Regions from separate parts of the Mus musculus genome. Here all the other regions are linked to region 3. Evidence: chromatin loops called from intact Hi-C (ENCODE). Cell type or tissue: gastrocnemius. All regions are shown on one strand.

Region 1 (2,500 bases), 280 kb after region 3:
CCTCCAGGGATTTTTTTTTTCCAAGCTAACAGTTTGCTTTTTCAGAGTTTCTCTAAACGAAAATTTCCACTTTACCTCTGATTAGTCTACAAATCTCTATCCAAATTCAAAGACTTCAATTCCTTACAGTCCAGGCTGAATCACAGACTTCTCTGAGCCCACCGGCATCAGACCTGAGGCATCCAGTTACTCTCCAGGGATTTCCCCACCACCACGATCAATAACTGGCTGGGTTGACGTGTCTTGGCTGACTTCTGGCTCTAAGTGTGCCCTTAGATTAAGGGTTAAGCCTGAGTTAAGCAGCTCTTATGTGCAGTTTTCATGTTTGACAGGAAATGAGGTTGCCCATTTAGATTTCAGCCTTCCTGGTTCCAAGAGACAGAAAAAAAATCGCTCTTCCTCTCTGCATTCATCTGGCCAAAATAAAGCAAAGGTTCTCATCTTAACTTTGCCCCAGCACATTTCTTTTTCTTTATTTTTTTCTTCAATTTTTATTAGATATTTTCTTTATTTACATATATATTTCAAATGCTATCCCAAAAGTTACCTATATCCTCCCCCCACCCTACTCCCCTACCCACTCACTCCCACTTCTTGGCCCTGGCATTTCCCGTACTGGGGCATATAAAGTTTGCAAGACCAAGGAGCCTCTCTTCCCATCTTTGCTACATATGCAGCTGGAGATATGAGCTCTGGGGGTACTGGTTAGTTCATATTGTTGTTCCAGACCATATTGTTGTTGCAGACCCCTTCAGCTCCTTGGGTACTTTCTCTAGCTCCTCCATTGGGGGCCCTGTGTTCCATCTAATAGATGACTGTGAGCATCCACTTCTGTATTTTCCAGGCACAGGCTTAGCCTCATACGAGACAGCTATATTAGGGTCCTTTCAGCAAAATCTTGCTGGCATATGCAATAGTGTCTGGGTTTGGTGGCTGATTATGGGATGGATCCCCAGGTTGGGGTAGTCTCTGGATGGTCCATCCTTTTGTCTTAGGAGGATTGAGTCCTAGAGGCAAGCTGGTAGGGCGGTGCATAGCTGTACCCCTCAGGCTGCACCAGGACGATTCAAGTCCAGCCTGAACCTCACAGTGAATTCAAAGATGGCCAGGATTGTATGGCAAGACTCTGTCTCAGAAAACAAACAAAACCATCTTAGAGGCAGTAGTGTGCTGAGAATCAGGCACATCTGAATTGGTAGTCCTGCCCTGTCTCTAATTAGTGTGATTAGGAGGACTAATGTACTCATGTCAGAAATAAACTAGTAATTCTGCTTCTACCTAACCTATGAGGTTGTGTAAGGATCAATATATATATATATATATTGATATACATATATAATATATATATATATATATATATATATTTATATATATATATATTAGCCTTTTTTTCTACAACAAACACCTGAGATAATCAACTTATAAAAAGAAAAGACATATTTAGAGGATTCGATCTATGATCTCTTTGCTGTGGCACCTATGGTAGGAGGTACCTGGTGAAGCAATGCTGCCACCTCCTGGTGGGGAGGCGCAATACAGAAACGACAAGGGAGAATCCCTTTCAAGGGCCTGTGCCCAACACCCATTCCACCCCACTCCTTAAAAGTTCTACCACCTCCGATCAGCATCATGCTGGAGAACAAGACGTTCACACGTGGGCCTTTTGAAAACATTCTAGATTTAAAATATAGCAGCATGCAAAACATCCGTAAATGGCCTGGGTGGGGGTCGGTGGGGGTGGGGTCTGGCCAAGTTTAATGCTGAACAGTGAAGGTCAGAGTGGCTGGTGGGTATTTGCTAAACTTCGGATCTCCTAGACTTGGAACGAGAGGTTGATGGACAGGTGAGCCCTGTCAGAGGAGTACTGACTAAAGAAGTTCCTTGTTCCTAGTGTTAACCAAAGTGCCCAGCTGTTCATGAATAGTAGGTGACTTAAACTACCTGCAGAAGCCAGGAGTCACCAATACTATCAGGTGCCTGGTGCCGAAGCTTTCAAAAACACCAACATCATTGTTAACATAGTAAAGGAATGTACAATCTCTGTTGAGGAAAATGCCATTTAAAGTGGTTGCTTATGATGTATATTCTACACAGTGTCAGTTACAAAACATTATCAACTGATGGACAACAGCTCATGGGACAGGTCATCGCTTCAACTATAGCATTTTAGGAGGAAGGAAACAGTGCATAATAAATATGTAAATCAGTGGGGGTGACACACACCAATTTTAGAATGAATTCCTAGGGGAGGGAAAGCGATTTTTATGGTGGGAGAAATGCAAGAAACGACAACAATGCTCTTGAAAATCCCTCCAGTAGGTCTGACACCCAAACTACTCACGATTTTCAGCTCCACACACTTCCTGAAAGAATGATCTATGTGTCACCTCAATTCTGCAAACTCCTGACTTGACAGTCTCCCTGCTATGTTTCTTGGATTGAACCCTGTCCTTTTTAGAATTAAGTCAAACAAAGTGTATTTCTTCCTGAAATGAGTCAG
Region 2 (2,500 bases), 280 kb after region 3:
GAGCTTCCTTCCTCACAGCAACTCAACATAAGGGATCCTACACTTGTCACCAGTTTTGCCAGCTTGGGGGGGGGGGATCCATAATTTGCAAAAGCTCACACCATTAGCAAATAGCAGAACTGTGACTATTCACTGCATAATTGTACCCTCAACCAGGAGGTTCTATCAACCTCAGCCTCTTCTATCAGATGCCTGCTGGGGTCTGCTGAAAGCTGGCATGGGGTGGCTTCAGCTGAGTTACCTGATTCTGTTTCATGTTGGCTCTTGTCCTTTACTGTGTGGCCCAGCTCATGGTGAAAGCAGAGTCCTGAGCAAAAGCAGAAAGCAAAACCTGGTAACTAGCATAGTTTTTGCTGCCGTGTCCTATTAGACAAAAGACAACACAAGAATGGCCTTAATTTGATTCTGTCTCTGATGAGAGCATGAGGGTGAATGAAGGAGAACACTAGTGGGCTTAGTCCATAATGTGGTCAGTACATGTTAGCTGCCGTGGTCTCTACTAAATAGATGCATAATTATGTTCAAAGAGAAACCAGAAAGACTCCGATCAAGTCCTAAATGATTGTAAGGATGAGAAGAAATTGCTTCTATAAATGAAAATTGAAATAAGGTTATGAAAACATATGGGTGTTTTCTACTTTTCCCATTCTGGGTTTCTACAATTCACTTAAGAAATAAATGTGATTATACATATATGTATATTTATACACATGTATATAAACACACACATATACATACACAGGCATACACCCACATAATTACAGATAGATAGATAGATAGATAGATAGATACTTAATAATGCCAAATAATGCCAAAATTTGCACCAGAGGGTAAATGTATAGCCAAGGACACATAAGGCAGATATTGGTTTATATAAGTTATCAAAAGAAACTTTCTTTTAAATATGCTCAGATCTGTCTTTTATGTATTCAGAAATGACCCTTTCCAAAGGGTGAGCAGGAAAAGAGGATACAAGGGGAGGAAAAGATAAAATGGGACAAACTGTGTACTCTTCAAGGTGAATGCAAGCTAAACTTGTGATAATAAAGGAAACACCCTGAGAAAAATGAACTGTACCCATGGAAAAGGTCACTACCTCGTTCCCTGCCACTGGATCAAGGAGTGAAGGGCAGCCTTTTGTAAGTTTTTCCCTACTACAGCTCTGTGGTCTGAGAGCCAACAGTGGAAGCACCTGCTGCACTTTGTGAAAATGTAGGATCTCGAATCTGCATTTGGCAGGGTTTCTAGGTGTTACCTAGCATGGACTCTGGAGAAAGAAGAACAGCCTCTTTCTCCATGGGCAAGGCAGCACTAAGCTTCCGGGTCTTTGTCCAGCCTATAATACTACTAACCAGTACCCCGAGGTTGCCAGTGAGAGAAAGTAGTAGAAGTCATGCCACATTGGACATGAGCTGTGAGGCAGATGCTCACACCTGACATCCTTTCTGAGCTGAAGTGGTATGGCCATGTGTCTGTGGCCCAGGCGTTTGGGTCAGTATATGTATCAAGGAAAAGTGTATTTTCATTTCTCTTTGTATACAGGTGGGTGATCCTTGACTGCAGTTATTAAAACCATTCATTTTAAACTATTCATCCAGACATTGAAATTTTGAGTTTATTTATATCTGGGACAATCTTAGCTTTGGGGACAGGAAACCTTTGTCTGTGTGTGCCCAGTGATGGGTGGTCCTGAGAAAAGTTCTCAGTCTGTCTTCTCTCCCTCCCTCCCTCCCTCCCTCCCTGCTGCAGTGCTCCACTACCTGTGGGCTGGGGGCCTACTGGAGGAGTGTGGAGTGCAGCTCTGGGGTGGACGCTGACTGCACAACCATTCAGAGGCCAGACCCTGCTAAGAAGTGCCACCTCCGCCCCTGTGCTGGCTGGCGAGTGGGAAACTGGAGCAAGGTAATCTTTGACACTGTGTTTTCAGGGAAAGGGGAGGGCCCTATATAAACACTTGCCAAAAACATCTACTCCCCTCCCCCTCTCTCTCCATGCCTCCCTTCTGTATGTCTCCTTAAAAAAACAAGGCTTACTCTAAGTTATAGAAGAAGTCAGACTTGTTATTAATATGTAAAACTTTACCTGTGTGTCATCACTGTCTTGAACGTTTTCAAAATGAGTTGCTTTGTCTAGCATGCAGTTCAATATTTCTCAATTATTTCAATTTTTCATTGCATGAAAATTATAGTTGTATGACGATAATTATACATTGTCACATATGTAATTAAGTCATGGCTCAATGACTCTTCACAAAAAAAAAAAAAGTTTTATTTGTCTAAAATGAATAGAAAGCAGGAGTATTAAGAATAACCTGGGTCTACAGGAGTGGCCCAGCAGTTAAGGCTGCTTTCTGTTCTTACAGAGGAACTGAGTCTAGCTCCCAGCATCCACACAGGGTGGTTCACAAACACCTGAAGCTGCAACTCCGGGGGACCCGGTCCCAACTTCTAACCTTTACACATGAGCGTACACACATAGTAAATAACAATAACAACAACAA
Region 3 (2,500 bases):
GCTTGCTCCGGGTGTGGTACCCAGGCGGGCGCGCAAAGCAGGTGCCTGAGCTTTCTATGTAGACGCTCAAAAGGGCTCCTGGAAACTGGATGCTGAGCCGCGTTGGCGCCCAGAACCGCCTTGGGCGCAGGGGTTGGCTGCACTCAGCATCAGTTCTTGGTGGGTTTAGAAGAGAGGATAGTTCTAGGCAAGTGGCTGGGGATCAAGGTTCCTCCTGGTGAGAACTGAGTCTCCAGCTACCTACTCTAAGACTGAGTCATACCCCTCTGCTTTCCTGCTGTCACTTAGATGCAGTCCCCTACTCAGGAGCACGGCTCTCCCAGTACCTTTGTTGGCTTCTGAGGTTGCCCGGAGGAGTTTCTCTCCTTCTAGAGGAAAACAGATCGTGGACATCTGTGTCTCGCTCTGACTGCCTGAAGGCTGATTCACGCCATCACTTCCTGGAGCTCCGTTGGTGTTTTCTGTGTGTCCGATATTGTCAACCCCCAGTGAGTTGCCAGCGTTTGATGAGTTACATTGGCACCCACCTCTGCTGAGAGCCCCGAAGAGCTTGCATAATCTCCGTGCGAGAAGATGGGGGTGCTTTCCGAAGTGCTGAACCCCGCGCGCCACGCAGGGAGAGGCAGAGTCTACTGGCAACTAACTCCCCTTTGTTCCAAGTTGCAGAAGGAGTGGTCTTAGTCTTTTATTTTCTCGGTGTCTGGAGTGAGTCTGAGTCTGCTTTCTTCCTTTCTTATTTTTATTAGGACGAGGTTTTTTTTTCTCCTTTCTCCCCACCTTAACACAATAGTTTGTTTCTCCCACTTACACAATAGTAACACCCTTTGTTCTTTAAATCAAATAACCAATCTTTTCCTAGTACTCAAACTGAAGCCCCATCTCCCCTCTAATTAGCTGAACACTTACCTGGTGTCAGATTGGCAGAATTCTAAGGGTTGATGTTTGCCTGGAATTGAGTATATTTTAAGAACTGAAGCTACAGGGGGCCGTGGGGAGGGGGAGACGTGTTACGTCTCAACTTTGCAGTTTATTTAGATGCCAGGTTAGTTGCTCTTAGAAGGACTTAAGGAAGCTGAAGTGTTTTCTTGACAGAAGAACTAACCTGAAAAACAAGTATGCTAAGCATGCAGTAATTGCCCTCACTTCTGGGATAATACTTGACTTTACTAACAGTAATTGGGGATATACGGACAGATGGAGCGAAAGAGATAAAGACTTGTAATCAGTCAAAGGAACAATAAAAGAGAAAAGAGGTCCTCGGCAACCTTAAACAGTCTTAATTCCAAAGTGGACTTTAAAAGGGCACTTCGCTGCAGACGCTGCATTTCTCGATTTTACCAATAGAGGTCGCAAGAGCTTCAGTAAAAAAAAAAATCAACTGGCCTTCGATCAGTTTTAATATGTTGAAGTTCTCTGCCCTGGTAATTCTGTGCTTCTGTGGACCCCTCCTTGCATCCTGGCTTTATAGCCTCGCCTTCAAGCGCACGTTCTCACTTTAAAAAAGCGTTTTCTTCCTCTGCCAATTTCTTTCTTTTTTATTGTATTTCAAGGGCTACTGAAAACCAAGGAAACCTGTGGTGATACGGAAAGTCCTATGCAGTAAAGGTCTTAGTCTGCTCACTCATCTAACAAATACTTACTTAGCCTCGCTTTGTTAGGTGTTATTCCATGACTAGAAGACTTTATGGTAAGTACAATCTGTAGAGTTCACACTCAGATGGGTGATACAAATAGTTAAGAGTTGTGTGATTGTAATATAAGTAGAAAAACAAAGCAAAATGAATCATAAACCATGTCTAATGAAGTTTGAACTTCCTGAGACTGTCAGGAGGCAGACACTGAGACAGACACTGAGCATAGGGGCTGCTGATATTATTAAGAAGAGAGTCCTATTGACTTCTGGCCACTAAAGAAATGAAGCCAAGGGGATTAGATAGAGCTCAGAAATACTGACGAGTGCTCTGCTCTTTGGAGGTCTGTGGTATAGGCTGAGAGATTCACTTAGCTAACTGCCAAAGCAAAAGAATGAAGTCATGAGTTTGGCCCTCTGGGGTCTTTGGTGTGTGTCTCTCATCTGAGAAGTCATTTTAGTCTAAAGTATAATTTCCAGGTTTTGGAAACATTGACATTCTGACTCAGGTGACCATCACTCTTGACCTGTCTCCACTAGATATTAGTAACGGTTTTCTCTCCTGCCGTGTATTCCAAAATGTCTCTGTAAATGGCAAGGTGTTGCCTGTAGCAAACACTCCCCTTTCTTGTATTTTTAAGAATCTATGATCTAAAGGCAGTGTCAGGGGAGCGGTGCACTGGAGGATGTGGGAAATCCTTTGTGGTCTCATTCCCATTTCTAGGAAAATAATCCAAAAGGCATTGCCTTTAGGCAGGAGTTAAAAGTATGTGTACAGAAGTGGCATAGTATACTGTCTTAGGCTAGGTGCACGCCCCTCTCATCATTGATGCAGTGCATCTTCCCAACTACAGAGCCTTGACCCTCCTC

Evidence for each region. Peaks named below come from ENCODE experiments on the same cell type or tissue, not always from the same donor. Only the 100,000 strongest peaks of a DNase experiment are listed, where the experiment ranks them.
Region 1: a loop joins it to region 3, with 11 times the contacts of the local background. A loop is called at or near these places in 35 of 42 quality-filtered maps.
Region 2: it touches region 3 in a loop (6-fold over the local background); 35 of 42 quality-filtered maps call a loop at or near these places.

What each region holds. Positions count from the first base shown.
Region 1 is chr15:11,319,129-11,321,628 of GRCm38, forward strand. The region is part of intron 20 of Adamts12 (a disintegrin-like and metallopeptidase (reprolysin type) with thrombospondin type 1 motif, 12); the gene reads left to right. Among named protein-coding and RNA genes, the nearest start is that of Gm24844, 41 kb to the right of the region's middle. In gastrocnemius, a CTCF peak has its summit at 1,525 (motif pointing left); a DNase peak (open chromatin) is centred at 1,525.
Region 2 is chr15:11,315,454-11,317,953 of GRCm38, forward strand. Adamts12 (a disintegrin-like and metallopeptidase (reprolysin type) with thrombospondin type 1 motif, 12) reads left to right here. Exons shown (of 24, transcript NM_175501.3): 20 at 1,750-1,902. Among named protein-coding and RNA genes, the nearest start is that of Gm24844, 45 kb to the right of the region's middle. In gastrocnemius, no CTCF peak of the experiment used is centred here; no DNase peak of the experiment used is centred here.
Region 3 is chr15:11,037,335-11,039,834 of GRCm38, forward strand. Rxfp3 (relaxin family peptide receptor 3) reads right to left here and starts at 634. Exons shown (of 1, transcript NM_178717.3): 1 at 1-634. In gastrocnemius, a CTCF peak has its summit at 1,317; DNase peaks (open chromatin) are centred at 490 and 1,356; H3K4me3 peaks cover 689 bases; H3K27ac peaks cover 234 bases.